Linked DNA regions of Mus musculus: region 2 is linked to region 1. A link is a loop called in an ENCODE intact Hi-C map of the cell type or tissue named here. Cell type or tissue: left cerebral cortex. All regions are shown on one strand.

The links. Peaks named below come from ENCODE experiments on the same cell type or tissue, not always from the same donor. Only the 100,000 strongest peaks of a DNase experiment are listed, where the experiment ranks them.
Region 2: a loop joins it to region 1, with 2.1 times the contacts of the local background. A loop is called at or near these places in 2 of 42 quality-filtered maps.

Annotation. Positions count from the first base shown.
Region 1 is chr1:39,594,459-39,602,458 of GRCm38, forward strand. It overlaps Gm51620 (a long non-coding RNA gene), which reads left to right. Exons shown (of 3, transcript XR_003947781.1): 2 at 3,275-3,768; 3 at 4,018-4,061. It also overlaps the pseudogene Gm5100. Among named protein-coding and RNA genes, the nearest start is that of Gm51620, 6.2 kb to the left of the region's middle. In left cerebral cortex, no CTCF peak of the experiment used is centred here; a DNase peak (open chromatin) is centred at 4,459.
Region 2 is chr1:39,865,441-39,873,440 of GRCm38, forward strand. No RefSeq gene overlaps it. Among named protein-coding and RNA genes, the nearest start is that of Gm35600, 17 kb to the left of the region's middle. In left cerebral cortex, no CTCF peak of the experiment used is centred here; a DNase peak (open chromatin) is centred at 4,698.

The DNA of each region.
Region 1 (8,000 bases):
GAGTCCAAGGCCAGCCTGGGCTGCATAAAGTTCCAGGACAGGCAGGAATACCCTGTGTATGTGTGTGTGTGTGTGTGTGTGTGTGTGTGTGTGTGTGTGTGTGTGTGAGAGAGAGAGAGAGAGACAGAGACAGAGACAGAGACAGAGACAGAGACAGAGACAGAAACACACAGAGAGACAGACAGAGAGAGTGCCACTCTGCAGTGGAAGTCAGTGAGCAGTCACACAGAGGATAAGCAGAGCCACATCATCACCTGTCACTAGTCACTCTTGAGAATATGCCCAACGCTTCTTCATGTACACCCTTGGGAACACATGTCTAAGGCCAGGCAGATACATACATCTCCATTGTGTAAATGTGTTAAAATTGTACTTCTAAGAATCTGTTGCACTTGGAATATCTCATTTATCATGGTATAATTGCTGGTGCTAGTCCTTAGAATTCTTTTTAGTTCTGCAGGTTTGGTGGTGATAACCCATTCAGCAATAATAATGATTGGAATCTTCTTGTTTTGTCAGGATGGGGGAAGGTTTATCTCCTGGTTTCATGGCTTTTCTCTCTTGTCTGACTCACTTATTTCTGTTGTAGGTTTTAAATTTTTTTTTTTTTTTACCTTTTTAATTTTTTTCAAGACAAGTTTCTCTGTGTAGCTCCCTGGCTGTCCTGGAACTCCCTTTGTAGACCAGGCTGGCCTCTAACTCAGAGTCACCTGCCTCTGCTTGCCAAGTTCTGGAACACCACACCACCAACACTGCTCGGCTTCTGTTGTAGATTTTGATAAGTCTTTTTTTTTTTTTTTTTTTTTTTTTACTTGCTTTGGAGTTTGTTGTGTTCTCTCTCTCTCTCTCCCTCTCCCTCTCCCTCTCCCTCTCCCTCTCCCTCTCCCTCTCCCTCTCTCTCCCTCTCCCTCTCCCTCTCTCTCTCTCCCTCTCTCCCTCTCTCCCTCTCTCCCTCTCTCCCTCTCTCCCTCTCTCCCCCCCCCTTCCTCTTGCTCTCTGACAGGGTATTTCTGGCTGTCCTGGAACTTTATGCAGACCAGGCTGGCCTTGAACTCACGGAGATCTGCCTACCTCTGCATCTTAAGTGCTGGCATCAAAGACCTGTACCATTACACCCAGCTCTTCTATCTTTTTAAAGATAAAAGTTGTTTCTCATTAAGTACTGCTTTCATTGTATAATAGTTTCATTTTGTCATTTGAGTCATTGTATTTTCTTTCTGCTGTTGTTTTTGACACAACATATTATGTACCCCAGGCTGCCCTTGAACTTGATACATAGCTGTGGATGTTATTGAGTCAGGATTTCCTGACTCTACCTCCCAAGGGCTGGGATTACAGACCCATGTCACCACACCTTCTTCATTGAGAGGTATTTTCTAATTCTCCTTTTAAAAAATTACTTGAGACATTGATTACTTAGGAATGAGTTGTCAAATTTATAAACTTCCCAAACTACTTTCTTTGTGTATGTGTGTGTTTATACTTTCATGTTTGTGTTGTGTTGTATATGTGTATGGTATGTGCATGGGGGGAGGCGTATGGACACACATTTGTGCGTGTGCACGTGGAGGTCTGAGGTGACATCAGGTGGCTGCTTCCATTGCCCTCCAAGTCTTTGGAAACAGGCCGTCCCACAGTGAAGCTCATCACTCGCCAGGGTCTTCCAGGACCAGGTCCTCATCTGCCTCTCTCCACACCTCTGCCACCAGCCTCTGCCACATCAGCCCAAGGCTGGGGTTACACGCATGCTCCACTATGCCACACTTTTTATATGGGTTTTGGGATCTGAATTCAGGCTCTAGTGCCTTTATGACAGGCAGTTTACTGATCCAGTCTTCTGCTTTCTCCTCAAATGTAAACTATTGTTTTGGGTAAATACAGATGTCTCAGTATGGGACAGCCAAGTGTCAGGCCTGTAGCACATGGACCACCCTGATGGGGATGTAGTAGTGAAAAAGGCTGCCCATCTGCCAGGACAGGGCAGCTAGGAACTCCCTGTACTGTCTGCTTAGTTCTACTGTGAACCTAACAGTGCTCTAAAAAACTAAAATGTCAGAAAAATGTATTGAAAGCTACTGTGTGCTGAGGCAGACTACTTAAAGATGTGGCTTGTGAGCCGGGCGTTGGTGGCGCATGCCTTTAATCCCAGCACTTGGGAGGCAGAGTAGGAGGTTGTTCTTGCTGCAGCAGCCTTTGTCTGCAGGAGGCATTGTCTCAGGAGATACAAAGAAGAGTCTGCGCCAGGCGTGGTGGTGCACGACTTTAATCCCAGCACTTGGGACTCAGAGGCAGGCGGATTTCTGAGTTCGAGGCCAGCCTGGTCTACTGAGTGAGTTCCAGGACAACCAGGGCTACACAGAGAAACCCTGTCTCGAAAAACAAAACAAAACAAAACAAAAAAAGAGGAGTCTGCATATGCCTGCTTGCAAGCTGTGGTGACAAAGCTAAGATGTACATGTTGCTTTTGTTTCTTTCTTTACTTTTTCTTTTTCTTTTTTTTTTTTTTTTTTTTTTTTTTTTTTTTTTTTTTTTTTGCTTTATGGAAAATTTATTGCAACTCTCCAACAGCGCATCTTGTGTGCGCCCTGACTCGCCAGCAAGAACGACGCTGCAACAGGATCCTTCCGCACACGTTTATTGGGAGAGCTTGATTGCAGATGCGAAGTGACCCCAAGCCCAGAACTGGTGCTGCTTATATAGGCCTAGGAGAGGCGTGTCTCACACCTGGATTGGTTATGCATGGGTTATGCTTACCACGACATTTTATTTGCATGCCTACATCTGATTGGTTAACTTGTCTCTCATCTGATTGGTCAATTCTCAAAACCTCATCTTGGCAAAAAAAAAAAAAAAAAAAAAAAAAAAAAACCAAAATTTTACTGCCTATGTATGAGTGGTGGCCAGTGGTGGCCAGCGCCACCCTGCAAAGGCACATGTGGCTTCCCACAAGCGCATTACTTTTTCTTTTCAACATCTTGCTCTGCAGCTTCCTTCGCCCTTTTTGCTCGGATGCCAAAGAGTCGGGTCGGGCCATTCGGAGACTGGCAAAAGCCTTATAGTTCTTCTCTTCTTCTGTGATAACTCTAGCCTTTTCCTTTTTGTACACATTCCGGATGGGCATCACGGGTCCTGTCAGCTTAAGTTCTTCAGCAGAACTGTCTCCCTTCTTCAGAGAAGAAGGCTTCCTGGGGAACGGGATGAGCTTGGAGCAGTACTCCTTCAGGCGCTGCACGTTGGCCTGCAGTGACTCCATGGATTTGTTTTGCTTCCTCAGGTCCACAGAGATGCCGATGGTGCGAGCCATTTTCTTGTGGATGCCAGCCGCCCTGAGCTCCTCCAGGCTGAAGCCCCTGCCAGCACGGACCACACCTCACGATGGGCCTGAGGGGGCCAGACGCGGGGCGAGGGGCGATGCGAAGCGCTTCTGCCTGCCGGGCCTTGCGCCTACGGATCTTGCGCGAAGGCTGGTTGAACCAAGTGTCCACTCGCTGCTGCCAATCCTTGTGGAAATGGGGCTTCAGGATCATGCCATTCCGCCTGGGCGCCATGGCTGCCTCCTATACAGGAGAACAGCCGAGCAGAAAGGCGTTGCTCTTGTTTCTTGGTGAGCTGAGCTCAGGACAGGTCTGTGAGAAGCACCACACCAAGGGAACTTCCCAAAGGGAAAGCAGGCGCTGCTGCCCGGAAGCTGCGAAGGTGAAAGAAACTCAAAACGCTGCAGGTCAACGTGCTGATGACATGTGTGGGCAAAAGGAAACAGGGCATGAGGTAAACACGACCTAAGCAAAGGTGTGAAAACAGAATTTGTAGTTAGAGAACAGGAAACAGTTTTAAATGGAGATATGATGTACAAGTTGAACATAGCACAGAGAAGTCAGGAAGAGTCTGAGGGCAGACTAGATAGGGCTTAGAGTCTATACACGAAGCTTGTCTTCTGATTGGAGGACAACAGTAGCTTACTGACATGAATGGAGCAGAGAAGGACATGTGTCAACTGTGATTTATTTATTATTATAGGTAAGTACACTGTAGCTGTCTTCAGAAGAGGGTGTCAGATCTCACTATGGATGGTTGTGAGCCACCATGTGGTTGCTGGGATTTGAACTCAGGACCTTCAGAAGAACAGTCACTGCTCTTAACCGCTAAGTCATCTCTGCAGCCTGTCAACTGTGATTTTATATTTTGTATCACTAAGAAGCCATCTGAAGAGAAGGAACCTGGGTGAGATGCTGGCTGTTGTGAGGGACTGAGGAGGATCTCAAAGCACCACAACATACAAAGCCTCGATGCGGGGAGCGCGTGTAGGATTTGAAAACTGTTCAAGCATGAACAAGGGAAAGAAAGGGCGTTTGGTAGGATGACTGTACAAAGCCAAGCAGGGAAAGGCAACACAAAGAACCAGTCGGATGGGAAGATAATGATTTTGGCGTGGCTCCCGCTTGAGGTACTTGGCAAGACATCCAAGGAAAACTGTGCATAGATAAAGTAGGTCAACGCTCTAGACTAGAGAGACCCAGGCTCTGGGCAGCCAACCATGTGGAGACAGCTAGGGAGCTCGGAAACAAGCTACTGGAGAAAGAAAAAGCTGTTCACCAAGGGAGAACCCTGGAGGCACAGTGAGGGGTGGAGTGGAGATCAGAGAAGGGCCGGTTAAAATGACTGACAGTCAAAGACTTAGGAATGAAGACAATCCCTCCCCCCTCCCCCCCCCCAAAAAACCATGAGGGATAGGTGCAGAAGACAATAGTGAGCCTTGTCATATGTGGCTGGCTTAGTGCTGGCTGGGACATTAGGACCACTAAGCTTTAGTCACCCAGGTTGTTTGAGAAGACTCTTGATGGGAATCCCAAACTGTAAGATTGAGGGAAACAAAATTCCTTCTTGGAGCAGGGACTCTTCATGGCCTGACCCCAAGGAAACAGGGGAACAAGGGAAACCAGGAACTGCAGGCTAGAAAATGGAGTTGAGACAGCAAGTCTGCAAAAACAAGCTGAGATGTTAAAGTCAGTGTAGAGAAGGGACTTTTGAAGGAAGACACTGTCCAGGATTCAGGTAAGGATACAAATGCAAGGAGTTTTGTAGCAAGGGCAAGAAACTAGATACATTCTTGGCAGGGCTCTGCCCTTCTCAAGAGGGTAGGCAATGGTTATGAGAAACAGGGAGGGGGCAGGGTTGGAAATAAAGGGAAAGGTTGGCACACTTGCTAGGCCTGAACTGAAGAGTCTGCTAGAAGCAGGCAAGCACATTTCTGAAGCCCACCAAAAACCTAACGAGTCAAACACCCAAGAGTGTGTGGTGAAATCAGTCAAGACGTGGCAAATAGAGAGTGAGTCCAAGCAGTCTCCTGTGTGTTTTATATTATTTTATATTTATATATTATACATATAATCATAAATTATACTTATTTATATTAATAATTTATACATTTATATTATACTTGTTGAAAGTGAAGATTGGTTCAGACTGCATTCATTATTCTATTTCTGATACCCACCCCGGTATGTACTTTACTTGGGTGTGTTTTCATGTAGGTGGTGGTGCAGGTTTACACGAGTACAGGCTGCTGTTGTATGCACATGGTGGCCAGTGACCACCCTTGGATTCCATCCTTTGGAATGGTCCACCTTGTCTTTTGATGTGGACTCTCACATTGGGGCTGAGGACTTTTTGGTTAGGGCCAGGCAAGCTGCAGGGAGCCTCCTGTCTCCACTATGGAGTGTGTACCACCATGGAGGACTTCTTGCGTGTTTTCTGGGGTGGCAGGGATATGAGGCAGTTGGGCATAGTGTATCTGAAGCTAGGAAGCAGAGACATGCAGGCAGAAGATAAAATGACTGCTTTTTTAGGTATTACGGGAACACTCACAATGGATGGATATACGTCTTTAAAATCAATACTTTCGCACAGAGCATCCACCTCAGGGGCCAGGGGACCTTGGACCATTGATCACATCTCATGGCCCTTATACTCCAGGAGGAGTATATGGTATGATGGCTGACTGGGGGCTTTAGTAAGGCATGCTAAGATAGCTTCTAGAGCACAGGAACCCCTTCTTTGGCTGTGGGCTTTATCTTGGCCTCACCTCCTTCCAAGTCACCGAGTAGCGCATGGCATGTCTGGACACTCTCTCTTCACTCTCCCCTTTCTTGGTGTCATTGACTCCAGTCTGTTCTTTATCTTTCCCATCTTTCTCCTCCGCATGACTCGAAGATCCGTCCAACACCCATCTCATCGTGGAGCCTGGTTCTCTGAGGGCATGGGTTGACATAGATCTTTTACACCACAGCCCAGAGGTTAAAGAGAGGCAGAGGTGGTATCATGGGATGGGCTTACTTAGTTTTATACTACTCTTGTTCCTGCATAGGTAGCAAACTGAAGATCAGCAAAATAGTGTTAGGGAATCGGCAGATGTGTGTGAGATTCTGTTCCCTCCCCCATCTCATTGAAGAAGTGGTCCGGAGGCAGAGGTGGGAAGCTCAAGTCAAGAAGGGTAAAACTTCTTCTGCTTCACAGCCTTCTATCTGGAACCCGTCCTAGAAAGCTATCATTATTCAGGACTTCTACAGTTCTGAGCAGAACAACACCAGTGAACTAGGGCCAGAGGTGGGCTGAGCAGAGGCAGCAGAAGTCTGAACTATCCGACACCAGCCTTCACAACCACCCCTGGGAAAGAGCCAGTGCTATAACTCCCCTGATTTAATAACTGACATCTGGAAGTTCTGCTTGGGGGTGGGGGTGGGAGGGAGACCGCAACCTTCTCCTCTCGCTTCCAAAGATAAAGAGGTGAGAGGTGGCCTGTGGAAATTAACACTTTATTGAGGGGTCTGTTCTTATTAGCAACTAAGGAGAGGGGTGACTGTCAGGATGTCCTTGGCCCAGAATCACTTCCTGCTTTGTACACATAGTCTTCTACACTGGAGAAGACTCGTTTTGACACACCACAACATACAAAACCTTGGTGGGGGGAGCGTGTGTAGGATTTGAAAACTGTTCAAGCATGAACAAGGGAAAGAAAGGGCATTTGGAAGGATGACTTTACAAAGCCACGTGGGAAAAGACAGTACAAGCCACATCTTTAAGTAGTCTGCCTCAGCACACAGTAGCTTTCAATACATTTTTCTGACATTTTAGTTTTTTAGAGCACTGTTAGGTTCACAGTAGAACTAAGCAGACAGTACAGGGAGTTCCTAGCTGCCCTGTCCTGGCAGATGGGCAGCCTTTTTCACTACTACATCCCCATCAGGGTGGTCCATGTGCTACAGGCCTGACAATTGGCTGTCCCGTACTGAGACATCTGTATTTACCCAAAGCAATAGTTTACATTTGAGGAGAAAGCAGATGACTGGATCAGTAAACTGCCTGTCATAAAGGCACTAGAGCCTGAATTCAGATCCCCAAAACCCATATAAAAAGTGTGGCATAGTGGAGCATGCGTGTAACCCCAGCCTTGGGCTGATGTGGCAGAGGCTGGTGGCAGAGGTGTGGAGAGAGGCAGATGAGGAGCTGGTCCTGGAAGACCCTGGCGAGTGATGAGCTTCTCTGTGGGACAGCCTGTTTCCAAAGACTTGGAGGGCAATGGAAGCAGCCACCTGATGTCACCTCAGACCTCCACGTGCACACACACAAATGTGTGTCCATACGCCGCCCCCTATGCACATAGCATACACATATACAACACAACACAAACATGAAAGTATAAACACACAATACAAACAAGAAAGCACAACTTAGGTTTTGACTTGACAAATGCCACTCAAGCTACGCCTTCCTTTCCCCGTGGCTACAGGTTGGGCTGGTAACTCAGATTCTTCAGAGTGAGGCTTTTCTCTCAGATCCTAAAGTAGATCGGGACAAAACTGCACACACCAGGGAAGGATTCCTTGAAGGGACAGGACTCTGGAGGGGCCCTGCCTCAGCCCACATGCAGAAATTTGACTCCTCTGTTCGGCCTTCAGCAGCTGACTTTCTCTCAGGCCTATGGCCATGCCCAAAGTGTCTCA
Region 2 (8,000 bases), 270 kb after region 1:
CTTGTGTTGACAGGGAATGACAGACAGAAGGACAGACTATTAAAGAAGGGGTCTCTCCAAAGGAAAACAATATTAATAAATACTTACTATTAATAAATACTTACTATGTGAACAAAGAAAGGAGAAACTGCTATTTGGAGATATTTATAAGAATAAGGGTAGATCACCAATTGGCACATAAAAATCTAAACACAAAAGATTATTGAGTCAAGCGTGGGAACTCACACCTGAAATTCCTGTACTCGAGAGGCTGAAGTAGAGGACTGGTGTGAATTCGAGCTGGAGCTACATACTAAGCTCCGGGACAGCCTTACAGACTGTACAAAGTAAGACCCTGTTTCCAGAAAACAAACAAAATATTATTGTTGTAGGAAGGGCAATGAAGGTTTAATGAATAAAGAAAAGGCAGTAACTACGGCCCAGGGAAGAGCTGAGCATTAAGGACCATTTCCATAGACATGGAAACCTTCACTGTTGCTGTTGAGTGATGGAGAGGACCACACTGAGAGGGAGCCTGTGACCTGTGAGAGCAGATTCTCTCCTTCTGAACAAATGGCGACGTAAAATGGAAACATAAAGATATGTACCAAAAGTATGTTTTTAAAAAGTCTGGACACATGCAGGCTAGAGACAAGGCTCAGTCTTTAAAGTTACTGCATCCAATTCCCAGCACCCACATGGTGGGTCACAACCATCTCTAACTCCAGTTCCAAGGCATCTTCTGCCCTCTATGGGCACTGTACACATGTGGTACACAGACATACATTCAGGCAAAACACCCCTATGTTGGGCGCTGGGCATGGGGGAATAAAGGGAGTGGGAGAAAACCTGTGTCCTGCCAGAGTTCCCGTGCTCTGGGCTGGTGGACGAAGGAGGACTGCCATAGGCTTTCCACGAGGCCCCGGGTAGGTGTCTGGCTGTGGGAAGCTCAGGACCCAGTCCAAGGGGGTGGACAAGTTCTAGGTCTCTAGGCCTCATGGAAGCTAGAGATAACAGGTTCTCAGTCTCGGGGATCCCAGATGCCGCTGGACACCGCAGAAGAGCTGAGAACAAAATGGGGGCCCCAGGGACGGCTCAGTCAGCCCCGGGGCTGAAGGGAAGAGAGGGCAGGGAGAGAGGTGGTGCTGGGTGGTTCCCAAGCAGATAAAAGTCCTTGGTTTGGTCTGTGGCTGGAGTGCAGGAAGGCCTTCTGGGGAGAAGTTAGATGTAGGTCTTTAGGGGAAAGCCTATCTCATCGTTCAAGCACAGTGGGCCTTGATCAGCAGAGACAGTCTATGGTTTTAGAGCCTTATTGTAGAAAGGCAGGGAGAAAGAGAGAAGGTAAAAAGAGGGAGAGAGACTGGCCATGCCACGTGGAGAGAGGGGGGGAAGAGAGAGACAGAGAGAGAGAGAGAAGGAAGACTAGAGATGATAGTAAGCAAAGTAAGAGCTTAGAGAGAGCGAGGAGGGGCCAAGCAGCCCCTTTTATAGTGGGCTGGGCTACCAGGTAACTGTGGGGAGGAGCATACTTGGCTATAGTCAGATAACTGTGGGGGTGGAGTCTAGCCAGAATGCCAGAAGCTTGGGGCTTTATCTATGTGACTGATAGTCACACACCTCTCTTGCGGGGGCTGTGGGGGTAGTAACTTCAACAGGAACCAGGGGTCCAGGAGACATAATCTAACACCTTCTGTCCCATGTTGATGGAAATCACCACTCACAGGTCCCCGGGGTTCCAGACCTTTGCTCGACTGGAGACCAGGCTGTCTGTGTGCACATATACAAACTTTAACATTTGTTTTAAAAAGAATGGAGATGCAGGGCCAGGGAGATGGCTGAGTTGGGAAAGTGCTCTCTACTAAGCAGGTCAGAGCCTTAGTAGCACCCAGGGAGGAGCTGGACTCTTTGGTCTGTGCCACAGGAGGCGCAGAAAAAGACAGATGGATCTCTAGAGCTCACTGGCCGGCCAGGCTGTCCGAATGGCTGAGCTTCCTGCTCAGTGAGCAAGGCTCTCTTCCATATTCTCTCCAAAGTCAAAGTGCGAGATAAAACGGAAGGGGCCTTTCAATTACCTCTGCCCTATACACACACACATAGACACACACATACTCACACCACATACCACACATAAGTGTACACATGGACCTGAATGTGCACACACACACACACACACACACACACACACACACACACACACACACGGACCTGAATGTGTACACACACACACACACATACACATGGACCTGAATGTACACACACACACACACACACACACACACACACACACACATACACACACACGCGCGGACCTGAATGTGTACACACACACACACATACACATGGACCTGAATGTACACACACACACACACACACACACACACACACACACACACAACCAAAATAGGGAGACAAGAAAAAAATCCAAAGAAGCAGCGGAGCTGGGAACACATTTGAAAGCGAGCCGTGGAAAGGCTGGGTGAGGCAGGCCTGGGGTTTTGTTCCAAGCTTGGAAAATGATTTTACTTTTACCTTTTTATGTATGTGCACAAATGCAAAGATGAGAATCCTCTAAAGAGAAGGAGGAAAGTTTCTGGCTGCCTTTAGTCTTTAGGTGTCCGGAGACTGGAGTGCTTTGAGTAATAACCCAGGATCAGAAACACAGCCAAGCCCCGCCCGCATCCTGCCAGATGCCGCTATCCACAGGTCCCCAGGGCAGTGTCTACACCCCTTCAGGGACTCAGCTGGCCTCTGGATCTTTGAAATCATTCTAGAGGTCACTGAAGGCAGAGTGATTTCTCTTCAGTGGCTTCCTGGTGAACAAAACCCACACTCCGTCTCCAGTCCTATCTTGTTTAGCTAGTGAAAGCAAGGCAGAGGTTGCCAGGCTAATGAACTACCTGATATATTTAGCTAGAAAGATAATGTAGCTCTAGTGTTTGGATTTATCAAAACCAATTCCAGATGGCACCCAAGCCACAGAGAGAGGGCCATCTGGTAAGTAAGAGCCGGGCTTGTTTCTCTCTTTCTCTTCAAGGTGAAGGGCAGATGATAAACAACACAACTTCCTGTGCTAAAAACCCAGGCTGTTGGAAGGATGGCCCCTGAGCCTTACATCTTATCTGTGTTCATTCAAATACCTGGGCCACCATACTCCTTCAGATAGAGTCATTGGCTGAGCTTAGAAAATGACCTGATGCAAGTGGAAAGGTTTCAGTGTCTCCCGTATGCAGTGTATTTCAGAGAAACATGCACTCCTGGGTAACAGAGCTAGGCATTAATAAAGTCATTGGACAGACCCTTCAATTACACAAATTCCTCGAGTACATAAACCAATAAAATCAGAAATTATGTTTCTTTCTGAAACGATTTAAGCCACTGTGGTCATGTTTTGTTTAGCACCATTGGTGATGTTTTGAGGACATTCTCTGCTTGACAAGGTGTTTTCTGCCAGACACTTTCTTTGCCTGTTCCCTCTGAAACAAAACATCCCATGCTTCTGTTTATTCACTAGTTTCCCTGCTCTCCAGCACCCCTCCCCCATCTCCACCTACTCACACACAGCCCGGCCAGGCTAATCTTCTTTAAACTTTGCTCTGTTTGTAGAACTTTACAACTCAAAAGACAGTCACTACCTCTCTAGTGTCAGGAAGATAGTGCGCAGGTTGTACAAAATACCATCCCTCTTGCTCACCTCTGCCTCTGAACCTAAGTCCCCAAGGAGCCAGCCTCGTGAATGCTTCAATTTCCTCCTCCTACATTAAGATCAATTTGGCCTCCTGAATTCCGGAAGTGTGAGATAATTCTTTGGAACTGTTTTAAGCTACTAAGTTTGTAGCTGGGTCTGGAATCAGTAAGAAGCTAGACTAGCTTCTCTGAAGACTGCCCTGGTTCTAGTCCAGCTCTACACTGTGGGACTTCCACGAGGTCCTACCTGGCCCTGGCCCAGGGGCTGAGGCTGATGGCCTCACAGACATCCGTTGGCAGTCACATGTGGCACATTTGGCTCCTGTCGTGCCAGGCCCAGTTTAAGTGTTAACACTCCCACACCTGTGGTTACTGAACTGGACAGTGAAGACAGGGAATAATTCCGATGTCGTGAAAAGGTCTTTTGGGCAGCACAGGTTCGAATGGAATACACATCACTCCCTAAAGTCCACGGCTGCTAAACATGGTGAACTGAGCCTGAGCTCAAGCCCCACACTGTGGAAAGACAAAACCAGCTCCCTGAAGTTGTCCTCTGACCTCCCCATCTGCTCTCTGGCACCAGTACCAGCTCAGAAATAGCATTAAATCGCAGGAGGATCTGGTTTTGGGGGCCTTGGGCATCTCCAAGCTGATGAAACAGGACTTGGAAGGAGCATACGGACTAAAAAACACACCTCAGAACACTTCAGTCTTCCTGCAGGTTCTCACACCAAGGCAGGGAGGTCCCTAGGGGTTAGCGCTCCCACTCACAGCCGGCCTGGGGCATTGAACGGGAAATCTGGTTCCCAGCCAGCAACCCTGCTTATCCCGAGTTCAGCAGTCTCTATTTGGAACTTTCTCTAATTAGACCTGAAATCAATTGCCTTTCCTGTGATGCAAGGCAGTGATCTGTGTTTTCCCAGTGGACAGCAAATGTCCTACCACTTCTCACACTAATTTGAAACGCCACTTGGGTGACGAAATAAATCCCAGGGTGTAGATGGAGCTTCTCTGAGAATCTCTCCCGCGCGGCAATCACCCCGCTCTGTGGTAGTCTGGCGGTTTGTTTCACAATCTGGCAGAGCAATTCTCCTCTCTTTATCCTCGCTTTTTCAGTATTTCTGTCGGTTCTTCATACTTCTATCTTCCCCGATGCATTTGGAGTCGGTTTGCCAACTTCCGCTAAATATCCGATTAAAATTCCCTTTGGAGTTTACAGACCGCTGAGCTCATTGACAGTTTTAAAACATGAGCGCTCTTATTTTTGATGTGTACTCTCGTATTTCCTAAAAGCTGTAAAATTTTCTTCATTTCATTAAAATTCGCCTCTTTGGTATTTGTCCTTAAGGAGAAAAGACCTTTGAGCAGTGTTTCTCAACCTGTGGGTCTCGATCCCTTTGTGGTTGTTGAGCCTGTATCACCCTGGCTTCTATGGGACACTCATATTATTTCACCAATAAGTAAGGAAATTAGCAAAGGAAAATTCTTTTTCTAATTCACTTGGAAAGAGAGGTTGGGATTTGGTGGAAATTGTGAGAGAAGACTATACATGTTGTTTTTCTTCTTTAGTTTGCAAATGTTCCATTCTAGTGAGAGATTTGTCAGGGTTGGACTGTCCTGGACTCTTGGCACAAACCTGCAGGGACAGTCACTTTTGAGTTTCTAAGAGCTCAGAGAAAAATTTCACTTCACAGGCTTTTTTTTAAGTCCCTATGTTTTCAGTAGGAAATCTTTTCTTCTTAGCCTATTTATTAAGACTTCTGTCTGTTCAGGGTTGTGTTATTCTTCTAAAGTGATTTAGACATCCTGTATTTCTAGGTGTTTGGAACCCTTTACCTGTCTTCTGGGTCTGGGAGAAGTTTCTTCTAACTTAAGCAGAGAACTTTTCAAGGAGAGATTCTTGTTTGTTTGTTTGTTGTTTTTGAGACAGTATCTGTTAGAGCAGGCTGCCGTCAAACTCCCAGAGATCTGCCTGTCTCTGCCTCCTGAGGGCTGGGATTGAAGTCATGAGCCACCATGTCCAACCTAAGGAGAGATTTTCTTTTCTCTTTGTTCCAAAGTAATTGATCTGTTGTCTGTATTCTCCTTCTTTCAAAGGCACTGTTGGCCATGATGTCCCTAGCATAAGACAGTATTAATCCATAGAAGGGGACGCCATACTGAATGTGATGGCGGAGGAGATCTGAGGACAGACAGCTGAAATAAGGCCGTCCCAAGAACACCAAAGGTGGGTGGCTCTCTTATCATGGAATAGTGAGAAATCCATAGGAAGTGGATTAGAAGTTACCGGGGCCTGGGGAAGAGGAACAGGAGGTGGTTGGTTTTAGCGGCTACAGGATTTCTCGCTGGGTGATCTGAGTGATGGAAAAGGCTTGAAAACCGTGTTGAGAGTTGCACTGTGCAGAAGGTACTGCCCCTCCCCTGCTGGTCTACTTAGTATGGTGTGTGCGTGTGTGTGTGTGTGTGTGTGTGTGTGTGTGTGTGTGTTTGTGTTTGTGTGTGTGCGTGTGCGTGTGCGTGTTTGTGTGTGTGTGTGTGTTTGTGTGCGTGCGCATGTGTGTGTGCGCGTGTGCACGTGTGTGTTTGTGTGTGTGTGTGCCCGTGCGTGTGTGTGTGTGTGTGTTTGTGCGTGTGTGCGTGTGCGTGCGTGTGTTTGTGCGTGTATGCATGTGTGTGTGTGTGTGTGTGTGTGTGTGTGTGTTTTGCAGAGGATGACCTTGGGTAGTTTCTCAGGCAGGTTGCCTCACACTGGCCTGGAGCTTTCTAATTAGGCTAAGCTGGCAGGCCAGCTACCCCAGGGATCCAGGAGTCTCTGCTGCCCTAGGGCTGGCTTACAAGCACCCAGCACCACTCCTGGGTTTCCTTTGTTTCTGGGGTGTGAACTGGAGCTTACTGGCAGGTACCTTCAGGACTGAGTTACCTCTCCAGCCTTGACACATCGTCTTCAAGATATAGTTGCCACCTTTAAGATTCAGGTTTTGTCTTGTTAAATATACTGTCCATTTCAAAAGAGTTAACAATATCAGTTAAATTTTCTTTTTTACTGTAGAGATTAACATTGAACGTGTGTACGTGATTTAGTTTTTTTTCCTGCCATTTTGCTTTCTTTATTTTTAATCTTACTGCTTATGGTCCTAGACTGGATAACCATAATGTATGTTCCTGTTGAACTATACTGGGATTTTTAATGTGTATTGTTGAGCAGTGCCTCCTAAGTTTTTTAGAATTACATTTTAATGTACTTGTTTTGTGTGTGGGCATGTGTGGGAACACCAGAGGACAACTAGTGGGAATTTGTTCTCTTTTTCTACCATGTGGGTCCTGTGGACTGAACTCAAGTTATCCATCTCCGTGGCAAGCACCTCTACCTGCTGAGTTCCCGCACTAGCCCTTAACTTAGTGTATCTCATGAGTGTTCTAAGGTCAACTGAAAAGCATGTATGTAGAGATATGTGTGTGTGTGTGTGTATATATATATGCAAATATTTACATGGTTGTGTAAGAATATGTTCTACTTAATTATACTATTCATGTCTTCAACATGAATCCAGAATTAATTATTTTGTCTGTTTAATCTCAGCTTTTTGAGAAAGATTTGGATAAAGAGTTCTGATAAATTTGTTATTGCCAATGTTTTTGTCATATTTTAATACATATTAAGACTATTACTTAATGACTGTATGTAATCAAGAGGATAAAGATTCACAACAATGTGTCTTCTTGGTAGAGAGAACTTTTTACCATTATGAAATAACTTTTCATTCATAATACTTTTGGCTTAAATATTGTTTTATCTGGTATTAATATTGTCACATCTACTGTGTTTATGCTTTTAATCTATATATATTTTAACTTGTATGGATGCTTAGCTTTTAAAATTGAATAGTTATGTATAGGACTTAATGCCAAACCTCCTTATGTCATTCATTTGTCCCCTTATCTCCTCTCCTGCTTGTCTGCTCGTTACATTGTTTCTGCTGATAATTGCTTCCATATTTCTGAATACTTAGCTTTCCATGGCTGTCTCCTGACTCTCAATGTTTCAATCTATTTCCTGTGTGGGACACTTGTTACTTAGGTTTCTTAAATAGCTCCCAACGCCACTCGTAATGTCATTCCTCATTCTCCTCCAAATCATTACAATTATTTATATAAGTATTTGAAAGTATAATTCATAGCTAAGCTACTTGATATCTGATCAGTTTATATCCTTTCCGAGTAATATCTGCTCTCTTGGCAGTTAATAAAATTCTTCCTTTGCTTGGTTTAGGTACTTGTCCCCAGACAGTCTTCCTCCGCAGTTACACAGCAACTGTCTGCCTTTCTGCCATTGGTTG